5 separate regions of the Homo sapiens genome follow, and all the other regions are linked to region 2. Evidence: chromatin loops called from intact Hi-C (ENCODE). Cell type or tissue: endothelial cell of umbilical vein. All regions are shown on one strand.

Region 1 (5,000 bases), 300 kb after region 2:
ACTGCACACCATCTTTCTCCAAGGTCTTAGTGAAGAAATGAGGTCAGAAGTAGGAAAAAGCTCTGCAAAGATGAGAGACTGTTACTGCAAGTAGTACATTGAATAATACCATTCAACCTCCCTGCTACCCGTCCATTCTAAAAAACGGTTTGAGTTTAGGTTTTATTGCACCATATACAGGGCCAGATTAATATGCATGGGGGTCTTAGAAGCTAAAAATTGTCATCACCCAACACACAAGTAATTCAAAATATGTTTTACATTACTAAACTGTAAAATACATGTTTTATGACTTATTTTATATCTCATTAAGATGCTTTCCTTTGATGCATGTTTTGATGTTCTTTATCATTTTTGTAATATTGTCATTCCATCTTGATCTTTGACACTGTTTCACTGGCTTTCTAGGATGAAGGTCTGGCTGCCGCTGGGGAGCCCAGCCCTGAGGCTACATCACTTAAACTCACTGGAGCCCTCACTTCCCCACCTGTACAATATAGTACTTTGGGAATGAAGGCTCTCTAACCACAAGATCTTATTAAATTAGTATAAGAAGAATTAAAGTTCAGATTTGTTTGTCCATCTTTCTGTCAAGAAGCATGTGTTCTTAAATAGCATTTGCATGTTATCAAGCTAGGCAAACTTATAAAAATTAAGGTGCATTTCAGAATGAAAGGCCTACTGAAAAAAGATTTTAGTTATGCCAGGAATATTCCCCAATGTTTCTAGATTAGTGAACCAGATGATATGCCTCTTATAAATCTAATTTCCTGCCTTATTTGGTAGCCAAGTCATTGGAGAATTGGATGAAATATATCAAAATAAGAAGAAACGGAAATAGCCTAAGCCATGTGCTCTGAGTACGTAATTTTAGATCTCTGAACCACGTGCAGACACTGAACCTAATCACACTTCATAACCTCATAAATTCTCCCCTTCATTCTTTTGCTCTCTAATGCACCCATGAAATCTTAATTAGAAATCTATGTTTAAAAATAATAGGACTCTTCCAAGGTGGATTTTTTAATCCTAAAAATTACATTGGGGAAATCAAGGTTCATGAAGTTATGGTTAACATTAACTTTGATATGCTTTCTGAGATTTGAGTTACAGTGTGTGTGTATGTGTGCACACACATACTATAAAGTCAACATTTTAGTAGCAGTATGTTAACGGAAGCATGTTCATGGATAATGATAATAATAATCTTAGCATTTACAAAGCTGTGTATCAATTAATCCTCACCACAACCAAATTCCAGTCTTGGAAATGATTAAACTGATGCCCAGGGAATTTCAAGAAATTTACTTGGGGTCAAGAGGTAAAAGCCTGGACTGAAAAATTCTGGTTCCTGGCCCAGGGCACTCCCTTTATACTTCAATGAGTCCTCCAAAATCTGAGATGATGTTTTATAGCTTTGTATAAGCAAATGTTTTAATTCCTTTGTTTGAAAAGATTGGTTATCAAAAGCATGGGTGATTACAAACGAAATATACAAAGCATAGGATGGTAGAAAATTCAGTTTCAATCCAACTCTACCATGTATTTCATTAGTGACTATGGAAACATAAACCTTTCCACCTACAACTCAGCTGGGTTATTTTTCCCTCATTAAACAGTAATAACAACACTGTATGTAGCTCCTCTAACCCAAATGATGCAAAAGGATTAACTTTCATTTTCCATGAATGGAGAATCCCTGAAGTGGGGTAAGCTGTCATTTGAGAGAGAAGTAATTGCTATATATATATACATATATATATATACACACACACATACACATATATATAAAAGAAGAAGAAGAAGTGGAAGGCCAAGGTGGCCAGCCCCTAAACAAGGCTGGGTCTACTCAGTACTAGTAACCAGCAGCTGAGGTCAGAGAAGAGGAACAGAGAGATTGTATCCCTAGATCTATACCTAGAGCCTTTTGGCTTGTTTCCCAACTCTCCTCTGTGTGTGTATATTTGGATCTATATGTGCATACACGTGCAATATTTTCCAGCATCATCCCCATCCAAATTATTCTGTCCTATTTTGAATACCCAGATCAAAACATATATCTAAACACTTCATTTAGAAAATATCATCACTCTGCAAATAGTGAATAATATTAGCTGCCCCTGATATTGTTCATTCTCTTATTTGTGGATGAGCACTTGACTGCCTGAGAAGTTTTCTAATCAACTCTTCAGGAAAAGAGGATAAGCTGTCTTCAGACACAAGAGAATCGTTACTTTTACTGTGGTGCCCCCTAGTGCTGTTCAGATTAGACTCACTTTCTATATTTGCCAAAATACAGACTACACAAGAGAAGCAAAATTTGGAGAGGTAACAATGTTGGTAATTTTTCCTGTATTTCCTTTGGCGTAGGAGAGAATGAAGCGTGTTCCTTTAGCATGATTCACAAGATCCTTTGTGAACTGCTCCCCACCTCCCCAGCTTTTCAGCTTCATCTCCACCACTTTCCCACAGGAACACTCAACTTGAGCTATTCAGAAAAACTTGCTGTTCTGCCTAGTAAGCCTTCTACCCCTACCCACCAATTCCCATCCGCTTGTCTGCTTAAATAATTTATCCTCCTCCTTCTAGTATTAGCTGAAGCATTATCTCCTCCTGCAGGTTTTCCTGACTCCCCAGAAGGCTGAGGCAGCCCTCCCTCCTCCCTCCTCTCATCTTCCCATTGTCCCTTGAGCATGTCACTCTTTTGTCCCCACCCTGCATCTTGACTGTGAGTGTAAATAGTTCAAAAACCTTCTCCAATGGATGTTTATATCGCCAGTGCCTCAAATGGTACCTAGCACAAGTAAACACTCAATGGAAAAAAATCTGTGTAAGGATGGTTTCATTGATAATAAGAAGAACCATAGTGTAGGAATCAGGAGTTCTGGTGAATTAACCAGCTAAGTGGTCACGAATGGTTCACCTACCCTCTCTAGGTTTCTGTTTTCTTATCTGTAAATAGACTATATCTAATACCTGCCCCCAAATTCAATGATTCTATATGTTTAATACCTCCTTTAGAAGCCTCAAAATGCCTTATGACAAGCCAAGTCAACTTCAGATGTTAATTTTTTAATTCTCAAAGATTTGCTTATGAAAAGCAAATTCAAATGCCTTTGAAATTATCTTATTTGCAGGTCTATTGTTAAAAAAGAACTTCTAAAAACTTTCTAAATGACATGGAGACATTTAAATTAAGCTAATCTGAAACAATATTTTTTTCAGGCAAACTCCTCTTTCTCTTATTAAATGATACAAAGAAAGGTCCAAGTTGTAGCCCGAAACTTCATTAAGAAACTGTGAATTCTAATTCCAGCTTTCACTGATACAGAACTGGTCAACTCACTTTCTAAGTATCTCTACTTCTGTTGTTCCCAGCTGAAAAAAAAGTGATAAGAACTGAAAAAAAGTGATAAGTAGGAATTGCTGAAAAAAATCACTAAAAGCCTTCAGGTCTTTGAGCATGATGATAAAGGTGATATGAATCTTGGAAAAGCCAAGTTTCAATGGTTTCAGTGAGGTTTCTCACACCTTATAGGTCAGCTTTTTCTGCCTTTGTTCCATAGCTGAAGTTCCAGGTAAGACTGGAAGCCTGACAATTTAAGTGGATGTCCCAATGTAATATCCAAACAGTGTGTATTGGTTTTGGTGACAGAAGCACTGAATTATATACCTTATGTCATGAATATTCTTACAGGGCATTCACTTCTTTCCCTTTTCTAAACAGTGTGTTTTGCTAATCCAGAATAGGTTATTTAGATATGTACAGAATATATAACTTAAGTATAGAAAAGTACATATGTGCAAATTTGATTCCCCTCAATCCCTTCTTAGGAGCCAGGAAATCCATAAGCTTAAACACAAATATACTAACTCACATTTTGTATTTCTCAAATCCTTATATCCATTCTATGAATATATAAACTATATACTCATAAGATATTGAGCTGGAAGACATCTTATTGATCATTTGATCCTACTTTCTCATAATACAGATTATAAAAATCAAGGCTCAAAGAGGAAAGTAAATTAGATGAGGAGTGGGTAGGGTCTAACTTTTTTTCTAGCATCTTAAAAACAAAATATTCTGCATTTCCTGCATGTAGATAGACCTAACCCAGTGATGAGAAAACAGAGGCTACTAAATAAACTTGATTGAAAGGAAAGCTGACGGCCAAATGGAGCTTGGTAGCTATATCTGTATTTACAGAGCCATTCATGTAGGCAATTATTTTATAAGGCTAAAAAATTAAATCTAAGAAATAAAAGGGAAAATCACAATTATTTCCCAAAAACCTTTCTCTCACAATAAAAGAGGTCCAATTTAACTGGGTAAATGGTGAGCATTTCAGCTCTATTTCACCTCCAATACACATCACTGTAACATTATGTCTTATAAAATAGAGGTTTGACTTGCCTCATCACTACCAACACCACCACCACCACCACCACCCGATCCCTCAATCAAACTTCCAAACAGTATTGTAGATGAGTTTTAAATGGCTACTAGTCTATGTCTCTTTGTCAGCAGCTGCTCTACAATGTTCTCTCTCAATCTCTCTGTCTCTGTTTCTCTCTCTCTCTCAAACACACAGAAACACACACACACACACACACAAACACACACACACACACACTGCTGCTATCACTGCCACCAACATTATTTGGTAAACTATCAGGTTCTAGGGAAAACACACACAACCCATCTATGCTATCCTTCTCATAATGAAGTGTAAATAATAAATATAAGATTAAATGTAAGGACCCATTGTGCTGTCCCAGATCCTATAACAATATAAGAAATTACATTAGCTAATTAGAAATAAAAAAATTATAATTAACATCAAGTGAAGAACTTCAAATATCCTGAGCAAAAAAAAGAAATCTATTTTCAGAGTAGACAGGGCATGTTTCTTAAGCAAACAACTCAAATATACCACCTATGTCTTGCTTCCATCTCTGTGCCAGGACTATAGAAGCTAATTCTCCCCTAGAGATCA
Region 2 (5,000 bases):
CAAGTGCAGGTGGGGTGAATTTCTGTTCCCTCAAATGGAATCATTAATGGCAGTGTTTCTAGATAATGCCAAAATAGTTCAAGTTGAAATTAAATGATATGTGTACATAGTTATTTATCTGAATGGCCAATCTGCATATGCCTAATACCTGAATTACCCAAGATGTAAAACGAATTATTTACTGTGTGTTTCAGTGAAGTTTTGAACCAAATAATTTGAAATTCTTAAGGAGCCCCAAAATATATTCCTTTGGAGAGATTTTCCTGATAGTTGGAAAAAATTAGTTATCTGTCTTAGAAAATGTTTTCTTCCTGCCTTGAGGGCCTTGTTTATGCTGTTCCCTTGTAAAATGCTATCTTTCACCTCCATTGCCCAGTTAATCCTTCTGACACTTTAGGTTCAGTTTATACCTTCCTTCCTCAGGGATATCAGCCGATGATCCCTCAACCTGTGTCTGGCTTCTTGTTATATGCTGTCTTACATCCTTGCAAACATTAATCAAGGCACTTACCACAAGCACTACTTGCCTATTTTTTTTACATGCAATTCATTTTTAATGTGTTTTCTCCAATAAACTGTGAGCTCTAATTTGTTAACTGCAAACAGTTCCAAGTGCCAAGCAGAGTGCTTTGTGTATATAGCAGATATTCAATGCATATTTGTGATTAAAATAAATGAGCAAGTATAGGGATAGGATACATTCTCCCAGAAAATAATCTACACTTAGTTGTAACTATGACTTTCTAATAGCTACTTTTCTCCAGATCTCTCTGTATTCCAGTAAAGATTTGTTTTAATCCATGAAAACCACAGTCCAAATGTTTCTGGTGACCTATTCACTGCCAGGTTCAGGCTAGTTTGTACACCATTTTATCCTTTTTAACTCCAGTATAGCTTTGCATCAGTGAACTACCATCATCCTTTGTAACACTGACCTCTGTTGCTTGACTGTCTGCACTTGACTCTCCATTGATGGTGACCCCTACATTTACACATGCAAGAAGTTATCTTAGGTTATATTTTTCAGATCTCAGTAAGGGATTAGGAAAAGTAGGATAGAGAAGGGGAGAGGGTCAAGCAAGGATATAATTTCAGACAAAGCCCTCTAGAGAAGAGCTCCAATCTGATCCCAAAGAAAACTGGGCCGTTTGTTATGTAAGGCAGCTGGATTTTCATACTTCTTCACTGGTTAGTCATTGACTAATGGTGGGTGGATGTGGTAGGGTAATTTTTCCAGTACTTTTCTGGCTTTCTACTCTGGTAGGAAAAACAGCCCTACTAGTCAGAGGAGTATCTGAGGGGAGTGTCAGATGTTGGCATTAGAAGCAAAAGTACAAAGAAGCTGAGGAGGATGAATTGAAACATGAGGAAAGACTGGAGATCTGGGGAGAGAAAGCCAACGGTGTCTGCTAGAGGCTCAACATGAAACATTTCTATCAACGTTCAAGATAATTGTTGTGCTTAACATGTATTCTTCTACTTTCTGGATCCAATTACCATCTCTTCAGAAAAGAATACAAATCTACATGTCCAGCCCTAAATATTACTGATTCCAAAACAGCTCTTCAAATATAAGCTGGAGATGTCTAGCAGGTAATTACCCATAAAGATCCAGCATCAAAAACAATGGACTAAATTAAATGGCTCAACTGTGTCAATGGACTTCTTGCCTCACCTAGTCTAACTCTTAAGACATCTGTAGAGCTGTCAGTGATTTTCTGGCCTCTGAGGAAAGGCTGATTTTGAGTGTGTTTGACTGCATCTCAAAGGAAAGAGAGAGAGGCTGAGAAATTCAAGAGTAAATAATGGGCATATGCCTGATTAAATGGATAAGCCCATTTGAATTTTATATTTGGCAGGGAGAAAAGCACTGGACACAATTATAGAATTTAACCAGCAATGCAAAACAACCCCAAAGTCCAGGAAATAGAGAACTTAGGAGAATCTTGCAAGAAAACATCAAATGTTAGGGTGCAGGTTGGCTGAAGCTTTCTGGAAAGGTAGCTAACTAGAAAAAGTGTTGAGAATGGATGAGGCAGATGCGAAAAGAAGAATCTAAAATCTTGGTAATATTTATCTTGGCTCAGATATCTTAATTACTATTGAATAAAATTGCATTATATAAATCTACATCAATTATGACACATTAATTAGAAGCAAAGGAAATTTTAAAACCATGTAGAGAATTCTATTTTCATGAAATTTTTACAAGAGATTTTTTTTTTATAAATGTCAAAACAGGTAGGGAACTATAGATAGGCAGATAATGATGGAGGGTGCAAATTTAGTAGTGACTAAACCATCAGGACATTCTATGGGGATGGCATCTCCATTTACAGGAACTAGATACCATGGCAGTAGAAAATCATTTACACATTCACTCTTGGAGCCTCAATGCTCTGATGAACAGGCTGGCTTCTCTCCAGTAGCTATGAGACTCAAATGAGATATTTGAACACTGCTCTTTAAATGTGCTAAATTCCTTCTGCCTTAGATCTTAAGCCACTGCTGATCTTCTTAGAACCACACACCGCAGGTGCTTCCCTGTGGAAACTGCAAATGTTTACTCTGTCTTCCACCTTTGAATGACTTAGAACATGTTGTGGCTAAGGTTCATTCGTTATCAACATTCAGAAACTGCCATTTCCTTTTCTACCTGCAAAGCCTAATAATAACTTTTTAAACTATTGCTTCCTTTGCATATTCACCATACATCCTGCTTTCAGATGTGGAATCTAAAACCTTGCTGAGAAACTGCCTCCAATGTTGCTCCCTTAACTTTCACTGTGGAAAACTCTGAAGGAAGTTGGCCGCACCATTTAATGGAAGCATGAGGAACTAGGTAAATTGCTTGCCCTTAATAAGCCTTCAGATTTTGAACTCTTCTTTCATCCTTGAGAGACAAAAATGCTATCATTAATTTAACAAAGCTCCTTGCCATCACTAAAGTTTTTTTATATTTCCTGTAGTCTCTTTCCTTTAGATATGTATGAAAATGGCTCCACTGTGACTCAGCAGATGGCTCCACTGTGACTCAGCAGATCTCCAGGATTTTCCTGTGTAGTTTCTGTTTTGGCTTTCATCTGGTGGGAACTGACTGCTACAGGACCGAGGCTTTTAAATCAAACCCAAATAACAAAATGTATTTAGAGCTGAAAAAGGTGGTGCCATCAGGCTGGGGTGGGGATGAGGAAGTGATTCATTACCCCAGTTGGAATGTAAATTCAATGAGTTTAATTACTAGTGGTGTCAAAAAAGGATTTTCACTGATAGCAATATTCTGTGTTTTTTTCTTAACTTTTATTTTAAGTTCAGGGGTGCATGTGCAGGTTTGTTGTATAGGTAAACTCGTGTGATAGGGGGTTTGTTGTACAGATTATTTCATCACCCAGGTACTCAGCCTAGTAGCTATTAATTATTTTTCCTGATCCTATCCCTCCTCCCACCTTCCATCATCTGTTAGGCCCCAGTGTCTGGTGTTGCCCCCAGTGTGTTCTCCTCATTTAGCCTCCACTTATAAGTGAGAACGTGTGGTATTTGGTTTTCTGTTCCTGCATGAGTTTGCTGAGGATAATCGCTTCCAGTTCCACCCATGTTCCTGCAAAGAACATGATATCATTATTTTTTGTGGCTGTATAGTATTCCATGGTGTATATGTACCACATTTTCTTTATCCAATCTACCTTTGATGGGCATTTAGGTTGATCCCATGTCTTTGCTATTGTGAACAGTGCTGCAATGGACATATTCATATGTGCATATGTTTTTATAATAGAATGATTTATATTTCTTTGGGTATATGCCCTAGCCAAGGCAATCCTAAGCAAAAACAACAAAGCAGGGGGCATCATGCTACCTAACTTCAAACTATACTACAGGGCTACAGTAAACAAAACAACATGGTACTAGTACAAAAACAGACACATAGAAAAATGGAACAGAATAGAGGGCCCACAAATAAGCCTACATAGTTGCAACCATCTGATCTTCAACAAAGTGACAAAAACAAGCAATGGAGAAAAGACTCCCTATTCAATAAATAGTGCTGGGATAACTGACTAGCCATATGCGGAAGATTGAAACTGAACCCCTTCCTTATACCATATACAAAAATCAACTCAAGATGAATTAAATACTTAAATAGAAAACCCAGAACTATAAAAACCCTGAACAATACCATTCTGAACATAGGAATGGGCAAAGATTTCATGACGAAGATGCCAAAAGCAATTGTAACAAAAGCAAAAATTGACAAATGGGATCTAATTAAACTAAAGAGCTTCTGCACAGCAAAAGAAACTGCTGAGCGAACAGACAACCTACAGAATGGGAGAAAATTTTAGGAAACTATGCATTGGACAAAGGCCTAATAACCAACATCTACAAGGAACTTAAACTTACAGGAAGAAAACAAACAACCCCATAAAAAGTGGGCAAAGAACATGAACAGACACATTTCAAAAGAAGACATACATGCAGCTAGAAAGCCTACGAAAAAAGCTCAATATCACCGATCATTAGATAAATGCAAATCAAAACCACAATGAGATACCATCTTACATCAGTCAAAATGGCTATTATTAAAAAGTCAAAAAATTACAGGTGCTGGTGAGGTTGTGGGAAAAAGGAACATGTATACACTGTTGGTGATGGTGGGAATGTAAATTAGTTCAACCATCGTGGAAAGCAGTGTGGCAATTCCTCAAAGAGCTAAAAACAGAACTACTATTTGACCCAGCAATCCCATTACTGGGTATATACCCAAAGGAATATAAATCGTTCTGTCATAAAGATAGCAATATTGTTAAAGCTACTCACTGAAGATTAGCAAAACTGTTAATTCAAGCCAAGAGTCGTTACTCATAAAAATTTAAGTAGCTTTTACTTGCTGCATGTTGGAAAGGCCAAGACTCAAGAATCCAGACTTTTTGGGCAGAATAGGTCCAAACCCCACATACTAAAAAAAAGGTTGGTGGGGAGGGGACAAGTGTGAGGTAAAA
Region 3 (5,000 bases), 140 kb after region 2:
GTAATGGGGCAAATATTAATCACTCCCCTCTACTGGGAGCTACTTTATGTCAGATACTCTACTGTCTCATTAATCCTTAGCACAACTCTACAAAAATTAGGTTGCTCATTTTGCAGATGAGGAAATGAGGATGAGAGGGATTAAGTAACTAGCCTAAGGTCATGCAGCCAATAAAAGGCAAGAATGAGATCTACACCCAGCCTGTCTGGGTCAACACTCTCACCTCTACCACTCTGTGGGGTAAGTTTCTATTTATAATTCTGCTGATGTTTGGAAGTAGTAAATACCCACTTTTAAAGACACATATGGGTTCGTTATTTTTGCTTAGAAGGATCAGTTGCTTTTGTAACCTCTTCTTGATTTAAGGCTAGATTTACGTAGTTCGGCTCAAAATGGCCAAAACAATCATTCTCTCTCCAAACCAACCCTAATCAAATCATCAGTGAAAATAAAATCTGCTCTGCTTTTAAGTATAAGTACAACTTCCCCTTCTGAAAGTATCCTTCATTTTGCTGAAGTTCAGACTCTGCTGAACATTTGATTTCTTAGTGATAATTCCTGTGAGATTATTTTCACTGAGGGATTGACCAAACTCCTTGGACTCACAGCTATCCTTTTAGTTAAATATTTTCTCAAAGAAGAGAGAAAAAAAGAAAAAAATTGACCCAAGGAGCCAAGCTTCCCATCTAACACTTTTTAAAGTGTTACACTTTCTTTTAAGTGTACACTTTTTAAAGTAGTGTCTAGACAATCTGGAAAGTGGGACTTTGTATGTAAAAACTAGAGTGGAGACCAAAATAAAACTTCACGGTTCATGGGTATTGTGACAATGTGGAAGTGGCCACATCATAATGAATCACTATCTGCCAGCCTCTCAGACTTCTTTTCCAGAGATATTTATTTGTGGCCAATAGGGAAAGGGAAGTACAGGTAAGTGGAAAGTGAAATGCAGAAGCTAATATCATGTATGGTTGGCCAGGCCACTGGCTTTTCCCATAGAAACAAATCCTGCAAGTGTCCTGTCAGAACAATATTCTAAAAACATTTTATACTTCCCCAAATTTGAAACAAACTCTGGGTTATCTTTAGAGGTAGAACATTTCATTGAGAAACTGGATCTAGGAGAGAGAAACCAGAATCAGAGCTCAAACACATGGGATTAATCCAGTTTGATTCTGAAGAGAGGTGTCCCAGATGATCTGGCATTATTAGACTTTCTCTTTCCCTTTGCAAGAACTGCTGGGTGCCTTTGGGAAAGGCTTCTGTGTATTCATTCCTGAGTCATATGTAGGAACTGATGATGCTTATATTCAGTGTTCTTCAGGGTTATCTGGCTAATTAATCTTATAATTTTTAGAAGAAAGAAGCACTTCCAAATTTAAGTTATTGCTATTCTCACCCTTCCTCTTCTTCAGAAATCTAGACACTAAGAATTTCTGACAATTCTTTCTTTCAACTTCACTGACCCAGAAAGTTCACACTTCTGCTTCATACATTTCTTGAGAGAGCAGGGTTGTAATTAGAAATGCCTCTGTTGCACATAAGCCTTGTATACAGTTATGGAATACAAATTAATGGGCTACTGTGGAAAAATTGGCCAAAGCTATACCTACTCTAAATTAATATCAATAGGGGACTGCTTCCTCCTGCATCTTTTCTCAATTACTTTTACTTATCTTAAGTGGTAGAACTATATCTTTGAAATCTTTGCTGGTCAGTTCCCTTAAGAAAAGTGTTTCTGCAGTCACATTTCAACTCTTTCTCAGATGGACATATGCCACTTTATTCTCCCCAAAACTTAGAGTCTTCAAATTTAGCCAGAAATAGGCTAAATCCTGAAATAAATAAAGCATTTCTTATTTTCTTTTTGATCAGTGCTACGTAGTTAACTGTGAGGAAAGATTTTTTAGTAAAGAACAAAACTAATCTCCATTCCCAGTGTACCATCCCATTCTCTAGGCCCACAGCTTGGCCTGCATCTCAATGGGAAATTCCTGACAAGCATCAGGGGCTTCCCAAATAGATATGGGCTTTCTCATTCCTCCATGAAGTCTTCCCTGATCAACTCAATCTAAAGTCATTGTTCCCTGCTTTTGAGTGACTTAGGCATTTATTCTTCATACTACCCTTAAATAAATTCTTGATCATGACATTTTATAGCTAGAAGAAACATCATAATAAATCCATTCCCCTACCACCAGTTTTTTTAGATAAAGAAGCTGCAAACTAGAGAGATTAAATGTCTTTATCAAATTTATACAGCTGGTTATTAGGAGACCCAGAACCAGAATCCAGATCTTCTTACACCTAGCTCAGGGCCACTTCCCTCCTCAAAGACACACAAACCACCTGTCATTTACTTAATCCTGTCTTTCACTATTTTTTTAAGTCTTTTCCATAAATAAGACTATAGCTTGCATCCCATTCCTTGATATTCATTCATATTTTTACCTTTTTTATTCCACCAAGAGCTATAGCAGAGGGAAGGAAAAATACTCCACAGGCCCCTGTCAATTGGCTTAACCAGTTCTCTCTATCTAACAGAGTTCTGCAGCTAACATTTAGCATTTTCTGATACCTTTTATCTCAAAACCTTTAGATAAACTTCAAACGCCATGTCATGACAATATTAGAATTGTATTTACATTATGTATACACATCTCTTCCTTCCAACTATTGCTAACAATACTGAGTGACAATGATAACAACTAGAAAAACAAATAAATAGAGGATTATAGCAAATAGTAACCTTAGGTACAATTGCCTCCTTACCTCTAATTGGAGAAAAATAAAGATTAGCCAACTGAAGGAGCAAAGAAATAGCAACATAACTATTGAGCAAAAGAGCCACAGCTTCCAGGATGATCTCTGAGCTCCTTGAGTTCTTGAATGGCTTAAAGGCATATTTTCCAAGTGGCTCAAACACATTTTTGGAGAAATGAGAGCTGTGGAAAACAAAAATTCACAAGTGATGGGTGAAGGATGCAATGTCATGTTTTGTAGCAATATGGTAATTAGTAGTGGGTGTGGAAGGCGGAGTTTTCCTTCTGTCACTGTGTTAGAAAATGATACTTATAACTTAAGTGCTGACTCTCATTTGGCACCAGATCAAATACAACAAAAGGAACGGAAGGCTGAAAGCCAACACAAACTCAGAACATAAAAAAAAAAGCACAAGGGAAGTTCAGAGGGGAAAAAAATTTCTTTCCTAAATCAAACGGCAGTACAGTGCACGTGTAGAGGAGGCTTGGGAGAATAAAGTGGTGTGCTCTCATCTAAGAAAGTATTCCAGATTATTTCTAGATAAGAAAATCACTTTTTATAAGAAAAAATAAAGTTTGAGATTAATCCCCCTACCATACTCCAGATATCATGTACATGAGCGGCAGAGTGTTAGGAAGTTGGAGAGGCTAGGATCTCTAGTTTGGAAAAAATAGAGTTTTAATCAAGTCATCATCTTGTTTACCTTAAATACCCACAATTTTTATTTGTCAATTATACTTCAGTAAACCTGGAAAAATAAAATCTATACTCACAAAAATGTTTCATCAATTTCTAGTGTATAGAATGCGTTCATTCTGAGTCTCTAGAAAATATCAAGTGTATTACAAGAATTTAATAAAAAATTGTAAATACAACAAGCTCAATTTTATATTTCATCATTTTTAAACTCTGATAATCTAGTTCTGGCATAAGAAGTTATTTTACAGAAGGATATTTTCCTGCATCCTGCCCTCAGCCAGAGCTTATACTCTATTCCAAAAAAAAAAAAAAAAAAACCTTGGGTTTTCTTCCTGGGCCCAAAAATATGGGTTTACTACAAAATTGAGGAAGTCTCCTGGTTCTATGGACCTCAGTCACACAGGCTTTTAAATCAGACAGACCTCAAGAGCAGAGGCTGGCACTGCCCAGTTCCTACCTGCTCTGTGGCCTTAGGCATGTTACTTGAGTTCTCTGAGCTTCAGTTTCCTTCACTGTAAAATGGAGAAAATTTTCACTTTATAATGCTTTTGTGGAGAATGAAATGAAGGTGAAAAGTTTATGCATTCCATAAATGTTAGATTATCTCTTCTCTACCCTCTTTAGCGATGTAGTGAAGTTTAATTCAATTATTAAATCCTAGAAAAGAATGAACATTCTTTATCTTTCCCACAAGATAAAATTCACCTAAAGTTTACTTAAACAAAAGGAAGTACAATGAAAGTATTTTGGAAAACCTATTTTTTAATCTAAGAGAGAATTGACGATTTATAAATTAGAAAAAAGTCCAGAGATTTAACATCCTCCTTTACAAAAAAAGGAAACTAAGGACAAGAGGGTGTGAGTAGTGTCTCAAATCACTGCTGGCTGGTTAATGATGGAGTGAAAACTCAAGCCCACAGATACTGCTTTGTAATCCAACCATTTTGTCTTAATATTGCACTATTTACAATATTATTAGCAATATTTCTCTCTGAACTGTCAAAATTTTAATTTGGGCCCTATTTTACCTTGTTCAATAAACTACTTCTTAAAAGACCAGTTACACAAAAATGATTTTTCAACACAACAAATGTTTTTGTGGCTCTGTACTTAGATGCTGCAATGCAGGGATAAAGAATAAACTTACTCTAGAAAAAGACTGATGCCTTGATCCCATAACCTTTGCACTTGCATCAGATCTGGAATTCATATACACAAGCACAGAACTTAAAATTGGAAGTTAAATTATGTCCTTCCTGTTTTTATGATCTGCCCCTTTTCCTGTCTGCTTTCCAAATTTTTGAGGGAATTTCCCTGGCTTGCTACCTTAGGTAAACATTTATTCACATGAGAAACTGTTTTAAATAAAATCCAGTTCCTCCTTCCGCCTTTAACCACTGTTAGGCCCTGGAATATCCTTATTAATTATTTAACCTTATGACAGTATCTTAAGAAAGATGACATACTTATTTCAAGAAGACTATATTCTAGGGCCTCTTTTCATGAAATAGGATTTAGAAATGAGGAAACTTCAAGTT
Region 4 (5,000 bases), 140 kb after region 2:
TGCTGGTAAAGGAAAGATCTGTTGTAGCTTCACTCTGCTCACCTTGGGCTAAAGGGGAATATGCTTCCTGAAAAGTGAATTCGCTAAGTTTTAGAGTCTTATAACACGATAGCAGAAATAACAATTCTAAAGCTGAGACAGTGCAATGCAGGGGACTACCCATTGCCTCTTGTAGTCACTTGTCCTATGAGTTGAGGAAAGTTGGCTATGCTATGCTATCACATTCTCATCACTAAAATTTTCCCCCAAATGCCTGCCCAATTAACTTCATAGAATTGCTAACTGTTTTACGAAAGCACTTTGCAAACTGTGGAAAGCTAGCTAAAAATACTAAATCATTACATGACATAATCCAGTAATGATAATACCATTCTGGGGTTAAACCTAATGATTACTAATGGTTACTCTTTCTTTACAATTAGCAATGTTTAGACACACACACCAACAGTAAGGTCTCACAAAGCTCTACGTGAGGGTTCGGAATGACTCCTTTGATAAGGCTTTTTAAAGCACCCTGCATCCTGAGGAAGATAAAACCAAGAGAAATTTCCAGATAGCGTACATTCCATTTTATGCCACTTGTACCTCTATTCCAATAGTTCTCAGATTGTTCTTTATCTTCTAACACCACCATATCTAAAGTAGGGTATGGTAGGCATATCTGTGGCCATCCTATCAGTCTACTTTTTATTGGGAGGGTCTCAGAAGATGGGAGTATGAGAAGAATGAATTACAGCAGCCCAAGAATATGAGAACAAAGCCAGGCTACTGCCCCAGATCCTTTTTGCATACCAGGTAAATCTTCCATGGGAATAGAACTCCATTTTTCCACTCATGAATTCAAGAATTAGATAAAGATTCTTTGAAAAGCACATGTCCTCTGTCATCCATATTTGTTTTATCATGGATTAATGAAGTATCTCTGCAGATCCAACCAAAAGTCTTTGGCTCTTCCCCTGAGTCTCTTTCAGATAGGCATGATAGATGAAAATTCACGTGCAGAGGAGTTCTGTTTGTGTTGATTTTTGTAGACAGACAAACTCTAGAAATTGAATATCTTCTCCCTCCAATCCACCCACTGGCACCTCTACATGTGCTGAAGGGAATGAGGAGATCAAATCAAGTCTCTAGGAGATGAATTGGGGATTTGCTAGTAAAATGATACCCCAGTATGTATTATTTTTTAGAACCTGATGCTCAGAGTTGAATATCAAGTCTATGGTGTCCCCAACATGCAATTCATAAGTCCCTCCTACATTTTGGATTTTAGATTTGTTTGTTAGAGTTTGTATCATGTCTTTGTTTTTATACAGCCGCACCTCAAAAGGAGCTACATCATTGTAGTTTGCATTGGGAGCCACTTGGCCATAAATTAAATATAAGCCATTCTGAAGTATCTCCAGCTTCCAGTCAGACACCTTATTCACGCAAGGAGGTTCAGAAGATGCCATTTGCCATTTTGAGGGTAATGGTCCTATAAGAAATATACAAGGATAAAAAAGATGAAAGCATAGTTATTTCATTATTTCATCCTTTTCCAGATTGTAGTTAATTATTTACCACATACATGTTGTTTCTTTACCTGATCTACACTAGTTCTCTTCAAGCAGAATTTTTCTATTTTAAGTACCTATCTACTCCTTGTTTTAGAGAAATTGCAAATCCAAAGAGTATTTCTTGCTTGGAGCAAGAATTCTAAGGAAAAGAATTTGGAATAGAAAAATGACTTAAGTGACTTCGCATCTCTTGTTGATTAATATTTGTGGGAAAAAGAAAGGAGAAGAAAAGACTAATGGAGAAAGAAATCACAAGCCAAAATTTTGAAAACCAGGGTTGGCAGTCCATGCCTTTCCAGGCATTTTCGGTGTAAATACCACTGGCTGTTTATCACTTTATCAGTGTGGCTTTCCTTAATTATGCTATATTAAAAAGTGTTCTCCTATCATTCCCTCATTTTACCTTGCTTGAGTTTTCTTCATAAAGTGTGTCAGTGTCTAGGATGTTATAAACTAAATTGTTCATTTGTTTATTGTCCATCTTGTATCACTTTGAATGTAAAATTTTTTAGGACAAATATATCTCTATTTTGTTCATTCTTGTATTTTCAGCACCTGAAAAAGTCCCTGGTACCTGGTAGATGTTCCATAAATATTTATTGATTGAATGATACTTCCATGTTCCTGAATTAGGTGCTTTGTGTCTAAATTATGGCTGTTCTCCTCAGTTTGTAGGTATATATCATTTAAGACCTACTTAGGATTCATTAAATAAATCCCCCAAAAATAGCTAATTGTAAATTTATGAGTTTATAAATAGAAATAACTTGACTATTTAAATATAAGGATCCCTAGTGCAATACTGTCCCAAATGGTAAAGAAAAGGTAAAGACCTAATCATTCATTTTCATTAGCACATATGAAACTTAGATGTTTGCCTAACATTACTTGGTTTTGCACAGCAGTGTGATCTCACAGCCCCGGGAGGTGCTTTTACCACCCAGAATGCTTATCTGTTCTGCAATTCTCCATAATTTTTGTCCTTTGTCCCATAATTAAAAAGAAAACTTGATGAGGAAACACCCTGGAAGAGGTAACATTTTTACTTCAATGCTCATTCATATGAATGACTAATATAAGACTCTGAAGGTAGATTCTGGAGGAGAATGAAAGAGCGATCACTAGAACAAAAGACAAAGCCACCCAGTATCGCCAATGAGCTCGGAGCCCAGTAAATTTCTTCTTCCTTGACATGTAATAGGCAATAGGCAGGTCACCAGGAAGAAGTGTCATTGGTTCTCCCATTTAATTCTGTGAAAGGGGGTCATTTAAAGACCACCTTAGCATCACTTGAGTTTCTCAACTTTTACCACATCAAGGCATAATTTCACACATGCCATGCATTCCATTCCACTTATGGGCAAAACAAAAACAAAACACAAAGAAAGAGACAGGCAAAAGGACATTTTCTAATTCCCACAAGCCAAGGAAACCTACTGGTTTAAACTATATAGGAACACAGGGGTTGCAGAGTTAACTCTAGAAATGGTCTGTTCTCAACTGAAAATGTATGTTTGGCCTGAAACCTATAAACAACTTTAAAAAAAATGTATTTATCTGAAATTTTCCATGTATTCTAAGAATCTAAGGCTCAGTGTAACTGTAAACTGGTGTGTTTTCTAAGCAAATATCAGGTGACCACAAGGGAAAATGACTCAGAAGCTAAGCTTAGAAGAGAAAATAGTAGAGGAAGTGGCCACTTTTCCAACTCTCATTGCTCTTCTATACATTTAGAAACAACAATGGCACTCTCTCACATACTCCATTGGACATTAGCAATATGTGAAACATGAGAAAGACTTTAAGGAAAGGTTGTAGAAATCTGAAACTTGTTGTGTTTATTAAAACACAGAATTAAAAGGAGATTCCCGGATCTCAGATTCATAGGCCAGTAAGAGAGATGCTCATTCCTGGCCAGAGATGCAGCCTTCAACATAAGCTTTATCAGGGCATGGGCTTCTTTTGCCTGGTTTACCTCTGAAAGCCTCAGCTCTTGGGCAACTGCCCAGTACATGATAAGTAATTATACATAGTAGCTCAGAAATGAATAAAAGAAAATACAGGTTTTCTTGAGATCACTGACACCTGCCTTCTTGCATCAAAAACTAAGAAAAGTAAAAGACATGCAAGATAGGTTACTCACCAAACTTAGCCATACAGGGCTCCTTAGCAGTCTGTTGGGGAAATAAAAGATGAATTGATTAGGATGATGACAGTGTCATTAATTTTTTTGATTGATTTATTTAGAGCTTTGAATTCCTGAAGCAAACTAGTGTTCTATAACCATAAAAAAAATCCTTCCCTTCACCATGTCTCAGCCCTCTCAGCCTCCCTTTAAAGTTGAGTGGCTCCATCCTTTACCTTTTATTACCTAGCTTCCCTTTTAGGTCTTTTAGACAAAGGTCAAGATCTCATTCCATTACCTAATCTATACCTACAGGACAACTATTTGATATCGGACCCCCCCCCCAACCTTGGGCTCTAAAAGTTTTTCAACAAAATAGCAGTTTCCACACCCCAGTGACTGCACAAGGTGATCTGTTGGCATGTGAAAGGAAAATAGTGAAGCTTCTATTTATGTTTATTTTATTTAAAACAGTAAATTAAGCCCTAGAAATATTTACAACTCAGATTGATGAAACCACCCATGTATAATATTCAGATAACTACATGTCATATACAGTATCTGAGATACCCTGAAAAACAGTTCCAAGTTTCAGACTACTGCAATGTACGGCAGTTCACATGCTACAAGATGCCATCAGTGTGTGGTTAATTTTACAAACACAAGTAGTTAATGCTAAATGCTCAAAAATACGTTGTAGTAAATTCAGGCATAACCACAAACATTTTTTGTATCACCCAAAGGTTATTGGTTTCCTAATGGCAAAGTGCTTAAAAGACTTTTTGAACTTAAACGTGTTGCACACTTTCCTTTTGTAGGATTTCTCTGGCTGCTATGCTAGGAACAAATTAAACAGAGGCAAGGGCAAATGTAGTGAGACTAGCTAAGAGATCATTACAGTCATTCATCTAGGCAAGAGAGCATGGTGTCTCTGACCAAGGTGCTAGCTCTGTAGATGGTGATACTTGGTTGGAAAATAGAGCCAACAGAAGTTCCTGACATGGATATGGGGTAGGGAATGAGAAGAAACAAAGATGACTCCAGTATTTTAGGCCTGCATAATTGGAAAGATAAAGTTGTTATTCACTAAAATGGATAAGATGTAAGAGGAATAAATGGGGAGGGGAACAATGATGAGTTTGGTTGTGGACATATTAGTTTGTGATGCTTATTATAAATCCAAGTAAGTGTGTCAAGCAGGCTGAAATTTAAGGAGCTCTGGTGATATACATTTAAGAGTCTTAAGCTCATAGTTGATGTTTTAAGCTGTGAGATTGTATGAGGCCATCATGTTAGTGGGTGTAGATGGAGAGGAACAC
Region 5 (5,000 bases), 280 kb after region 2:
TGACACCCAGGCTGGAGTGCAGTGACACAATCACGGCTCCCTGCAGCCTCCGCCTCCCTGGGCTCAGTGATTCCCCCACCTCAGCCTCCTGAGTAGCTGGGACTATAGGCACGCACCACCACACCTGATTAATTTTTGTTTTTTGGGGTTTTTGAGGGGGTAGAGATGGGGTTCTGCCATATTGCCCAGGCTGGTCTCAAACTCTTGACCTCAAGCAATCCTCTCACCCAGCCTCCCAAAGTGCTGGGATTACAGGCATGAGTCGCCATGCCCGGCCCTGACTTTTTCTATGAAGATTGGACCTAGACTTCCACCTTCCCCCTTGCTTTTCCATAATATCTCTTAAGATAAATTAGGACTATTGTGCTCCTTCATGCAAGCGTCTGAGATCTGTCCGCATTTCTGCCAAACTCTTCTTTGGTATACTGTTTTGTCTCACTGTGCCCCAATTTCCCATTTTGGATAACGTAGCACTATAGTCATATTGTTAAGAAACCTATTCAGTCATAGAGATTCCCTCATGGAGAATGCTGGTTCAATCAATCCATCATGGCCACAGACTCCCAGAATGCACTGGGAGGGAGTTCTGGAAGCTTCCTGCATGTCTGGTCTTTCACTTTAACGCAGGAGTAAAAGCATCCTATTTTCAGGGGACAAAGGCAATAAAAACTGTCCCAATCCTACAGAGCTCAATATATTTGGTGTAGCTTTTTTAAACATTGGATCTTTCTCTTCAACAGCTTTAAAAACCTAACTTGAATTAAGTCAGTATTCAATTGCTAAAAGAGAAGTAAAACAGTGAAGACAGGAAACCTGATAGATAAAACTTTTACAGTACTTTTGTGGTTAAAAGAACAAATAAGCTCAATATGGAACCAACTCCGAGATCTCTTAAGTAAAAAAAAGTTGGGGGGGGTGCAGAATTATACATAAAATATATTGCCATTTGTGTTAAATAATAATAATAACACCTGTGTGGGCATTGAAAGAATATACAATACATTAATGTATCTGAAAGAATACACAAGACACTAGTTGCAAATGTTGTCCCTGGAGAAAAAAATTGGAAGCCTGAGGTCAGGAGTAGGATTGACCTCTACTTTTCATGGTCTAATTTTTTAAAAAGTTTTGTGCCATTTGTTTGTCTTATCTACTAAAAAAGAAAGTAGAAAAAAATGTCTGCTGGGCACGGTGGCTCATGCCTGTAATCCCAGCACTTTGGGAGGCTGAGGCAGGCAGATCAGCTGAGGTCAGGAGTTCGAGATCAGCCTGGCCAACATGGTGAAACCCCATCTCTGCTTAAAAAAAAAAAAAAAAAATTATCCAGGCATGGTGGCACATGCCTGTAATCCCAGCTTCTTGGGAGGTTGAGGCAGGAGAATCACTGAAACCTGGGAGGGGGCCAAGATCGCCCCACTACGCTCCATCCTGAGGGACATAGGGAGACTCCATCTCAAAAAAATAAAAGCCTATTATGCCTGCCAAGAACAACGGCTCTTCCCACAAGCTTATTTTGGCATGACGTCCTAATCAAAAATGTGAAGACGGATTTGTTTTTATGCCCTGGGTAGGGGAATTCCTGTTTCCCACTCTCCTGGCACACTGGTAGCTTCAGTCAAGCATATTCCATTGGCACCTGCCCACACAGACGAGGAATTCCCTACTTCTATTACAAGTATAATCACAAGCCTTACCAGCTAAAACCAACAGGCAGCATAGGAAGAATGGAGAGTCATTCTGAGCCCTGCCAGGGACTGGGCTGCAGGAACAATATGAGTTCAATGTGCTGAGCACATGGAGAGAGGCACTGACTTGGGTAGAAGCAGGAGTCTTTAGCTCTCCCCCTTCTCTGTACTCTTCGTGGTGTGATAGCTAATTAGTGCCCTTCGTGCTTAAGGGCAATGCTCTGGAAGAAAACCTGTCAGAAGGCAAATGACCCAATGACCATAGTTTCCTGGGTAAATAAATGTTTCCACTGCTCTCTGGGCTAAGTGCCAGCATGAATTGCCACGTGCTAAAGTTAGAAAGAAGCCCTCTGTGGAGTAGCACAAACAGCACAGGCCTCAGCGTGCAGTGACAGAGTGCTAATGCCAGGCAGGCAGGCACTGTGCCAACTTAAGCAAGTTTCATAATCTCCTTAGATGGCAGTTTCTCATCTTTAAAAGTCACTAGAAGATCAGGGGCATTCCTTTCAGCACTAGCTTTCCATGATTTAGATTTTAGAAGTTGTGACTTTAAGTTTAATTTAATAAAAGAGAAAAAAACATAAAGCTTCCTCATTCCCAAATTTACTTTCACTCCCTGATCTAAAAGCCCTTGTGATTTGATTATTTTGACTGACTTTGCAAAGATCTCCAAAAATATCCTGCAACTTAAGGAATGTTCCAACTTTTTGAGGTGCCCTGATGAAGTAAGGGTGGCAGTGACCAAACAGACATTCTCTGGGACGATGATGCTGACAGGCAGTGAGTGAGTAAAGCACATGTGACTTCCTCCGTGTTGGAGTCTAGACTTCCAGTAGATCAACCTGGAGGAAGCTGACCTACTGGAACTCCAGACTCAGGTATCCTGTTCCTTCTCCTGAAGGTCACATAGGGGTAGAAGTTTGCATATCCTCAGAAGTCTCTTACTAACATCAAGTTTAGGCAATGTTGTGAAGTAGAAAAAGATGGTCCTTCTTCTTATTTGTTGGCCTTCCAACCATCTTCCCCCTCATCCTCCATACCTGATGACCTCATGCTGACTACCCCAGTGCCCAGAGACACCCCCACAGTGCCCAAGTCAAAGCTCTGAAGAGCCTGGCTCCAACCTCATTGTCAAGCTTTATTGCCACATATATCCTTTCTGTGTCTAATGATCCAGCCAACTATTTGTTCTGATCTCCTTGCACTTGGGTAGGCAGCCTGGTAGGATGGCACAAAGAGCATAGACTTTGGAGTCAGATTTAGTTCAAACTGTGACTTCTCTGGTTCTTTGAATTTGGAAAAGTTATAGCATTTCTTCGCTTTAGCCTTTATACATGTGAAAATAAGACATAATACTGTGAGCGGAACTTTCCAGAAGATGAACACCAAGTTTAGATAGGATAACTTAAAGCATCCAGCAGTTTGCCAGCACATGGTACGTGGTAAGCATTTTAAAAATGTAGGCCAGATGCAGTGGCTGACGCTTGTAATCCCAGCACTTTGGGAGGCCGAGGCAGGCAGATCACATGAGATCAGGAGTTTGAGACCAGCCTGGCCAACATGGCAAAAGCCTGTCTCTACAAAAAATACAAAAATTAGCAAGGCGTGGTGGTATGCACCTGTAATCTTAGCCACTGGGGAGGCTGAAGCACAAGAATCGCTTGAACCCAGGAGACAGAGGTTGCAGTGAGCCAAGATCACACCACTGCCTCCAGCATGTCCCTCCATCTGTCTCTGCCCATTAAAATCTTACCATCTTCAAGGCCTAAATCAAATCCTTGAGTTTCAGTCTCTGTATTCCCATACAAGTATTTAAAGTCACTCATTCACAAAGATGTTTATAGCAGCTTTGTTCATAATTGTCAAAACTTGGAAGCAGCCAAAACGTCCTTCAGTAGGTGAATGGATAAATAAACTGATACAACCATACAATGGAACATTATGCAGCACTAAAAAGAAATGAACTATCAAGCTATGAAAAGACATGGAGGAATATTAAATGCATATTATTATACAAGAGAAGCCAATCTGAAAACGGTATATACTGAATGACCTAACTATATGACATTCTGGAAAAAGCAAAACTATGGAGATTAAAAAGATCAGTGGGTGCCAGGGGTTAGGAATGGGGGAGGAATAAACAGGTAGAGCACAGGGTGTTTTTAGGGTAGTGAAAGCATCCTGTATGATTCTGTAATGGTGAATACATGTCATTATATACACTTGTCAAAACCCACAGAATGTACAGTTAACCCCAACATTAAAAAACACTCTATTGACTGATTATACTGCCAGTGAATACAAGTCTTATCTCCTCTACTCAAGACTACTTAGCTGTGTGACCTTGGGAAAATTGCATTTATCTTGCTGATTTTGTTCCTTAATCTGTAAAATGGAGATAGTAAAAATCTGTATATCAGAGAGTTGTAAAGTTTGAATGAAATAATATATGTCAGTGATCAGGACCTGTCATGGAACATTGCAAGAAGTTAATAAACATCAGCAATTATTCTTGGATGCACACGGAAAACAATATCCATGTCATGTTCATAATTTATTCTACATAATACTATATAAACTATATGACAACAGAATGAAGGAATGGATTAAAGAAAAAAACAAAGACTAACAAAGTTATCATATCAGTGCTCTGACTCCCTGTACCTCAGAGAAACAATACAAAAGAATTTGGGTTTCATGAGAAAGGTTGACAGAAAACAATCAGAAGACATTTGGTCTACCCCCACACATAGACTTAGTGTTTTGTATATCAAGAAAAGCAAAATCCCCAGATCTTCTCCACATACTCAAAGAAAATAGAAAATATCAAAGGGCCAGGGGGCTTCCATCTAAGCACAGTCTATAGACTAAAGCTTCTTCAATCTGGAAGGTCTGAAGAGTCCACACCATACTCAAGGATGAAATGCAAATGCTCCTAAGTATCCATGCCAGAATTGAAGTATAGCCGTGAATTTTGAATGTAATGGTCTTAGAAGCATGAAAAAAATGCAAAAGAAGTCATATTTTAGTTGAACATTATATTTTGCATATGAAGAAATTAAGGCTCACAGAAGTGAAGAGATTTGATGCATGCCCTTCAATTTCAGTAATTTTTATTATACCACACAAGTACTATTTTTCTCCCACGCGAATTTGAAGAAAAAAATTCTATGAAGATTTTAATATTCCATTCCTTATGTCCACTTTAATAGCAAGCTTAGAGAAAAGAAGAAGTTGCCGTACAGATGATTGGCAATGACCTCATCATGAGAAAGAAAAGGGAGAGCCCACACTCCAGGCTTCCCTCTTGGGTTT

Evidence for each region. Hi-C counts contacts between places; a loop is a spot of excess contacts. Peaks named below come from ENCODE experiments on the same cell type or tissue, not always from the same donor. Only the 100,000 strongest peaks of a DNase experiment are listed, where the experiment ranks them.
Region 1: it touches region 2 in a loop (6-fold over the local background); 8 of 110 quality-filtered maps call a loop at or near these places.
Region 3: a loop joins it to region 2, with 6 times the contacts of the local background. A loop is called at or near these places in 5 of 110 quality-filtered maps.
Region 4: it touches region 2 in a loop (5-fold over the local background); 4 of 110 quality-filtered maps call a loop at or near these places.
Region 5: it touches region 2 in a loop (5-fold over the local background); 8 of 110 quality-filtered maps call a loop at or near these places.

Annotation. Positions count from the first base shown.
Region 1 is chr1:173,200,306-173,205,305 of GRCh38, forward strand. The region is part of intron 1 of TNFSF4 (TNF superfamily member 4); the gene reads right to left. Among named protein-coding and RNA genes, the nearest start is that of TNFSF4, 4.5 kb to the right of the region's middle. In endothelial cell of umbilical vein, a CTCF peak has its summit at 2,282 (motif pointing left); DNase peaks (open chromatin) are centred at 2,316 and 3,576; H3K4me3 peaks cover 1,761 bases; H3K27ac peaks cover 4,241 bases.
Region 2 is chr1:172,904,411-172,909,410 of GRCh38, forward strand. No RefSeq gene overlaps it. Among named protein-coding and RNA genes, the nearest start is that of TNFSF18, 140 kb to the right of the region's middle. RefSeq lists an enhancer at 2,413-3,612. In endothelial cell of umbilical vein, no CTCF peak of the experiment used is centred here; DNase peaks (open chromatin) are centred at 2,621 and 3,041; H3K27ac peaks cover 5,000 bases.
Region 3 is chr1:173,047,969-173,052,968 of GRCh38, forward strand. TNFSF18 (TNF superfamily member 18) reads right to left here and starts at 2,973. Exons shown (of 3, transcript NM_005092.4): 1 at 2,773-2,973. The coding sequence starts at 2,928. In endothelial cell of umbilical vein, no CTCF peak of the experiment used is centred here; DNase peaks (open chromatin) are centred at 843, 1,253 and 3,123; H3K27ac peaks cover 3,973 bases.
Region 4 is chr1:173,040,240-173,045,239 of GRCh38, forward strand. It overlaps TNFSF18 (TNF superfamily member 18), which reads right to left. Exons shown (of 3, transcript NM_005092.4): 2 at 3,700-3,730; 3 at 1-1,474. The coding sequence ends at 1,128. Among named protein-coding and RNA genes, the nearest start is that of TNFSF18, 8.2 kb to the right of the region's middle. In endothelial cell of umbilical vein, no CTCF peak of the experiment used is centred here; a DNase peak (open chromatin) is centred at 3,082; H3K27ac peaks cover 2,200 bases.
Region 5 is chr1:173,188,748-173,193,747 of GRCh38, forward strand. The region is part of intron 1 of TNFSF4 (TNF superfamily member 4); the gene reads right to left. Among named protein-coding and RNA genes, the nearest start is that of TNFSF4, 16 kb to the right of the region's middle. In endothelial cell of umbilical vein, no CTCF peak of the experiment used is centred here; DNase peaks (open chromatin) are centred at 1,644, 1,944 and 2,494; H3K27ac peaks cover 4,399 bases.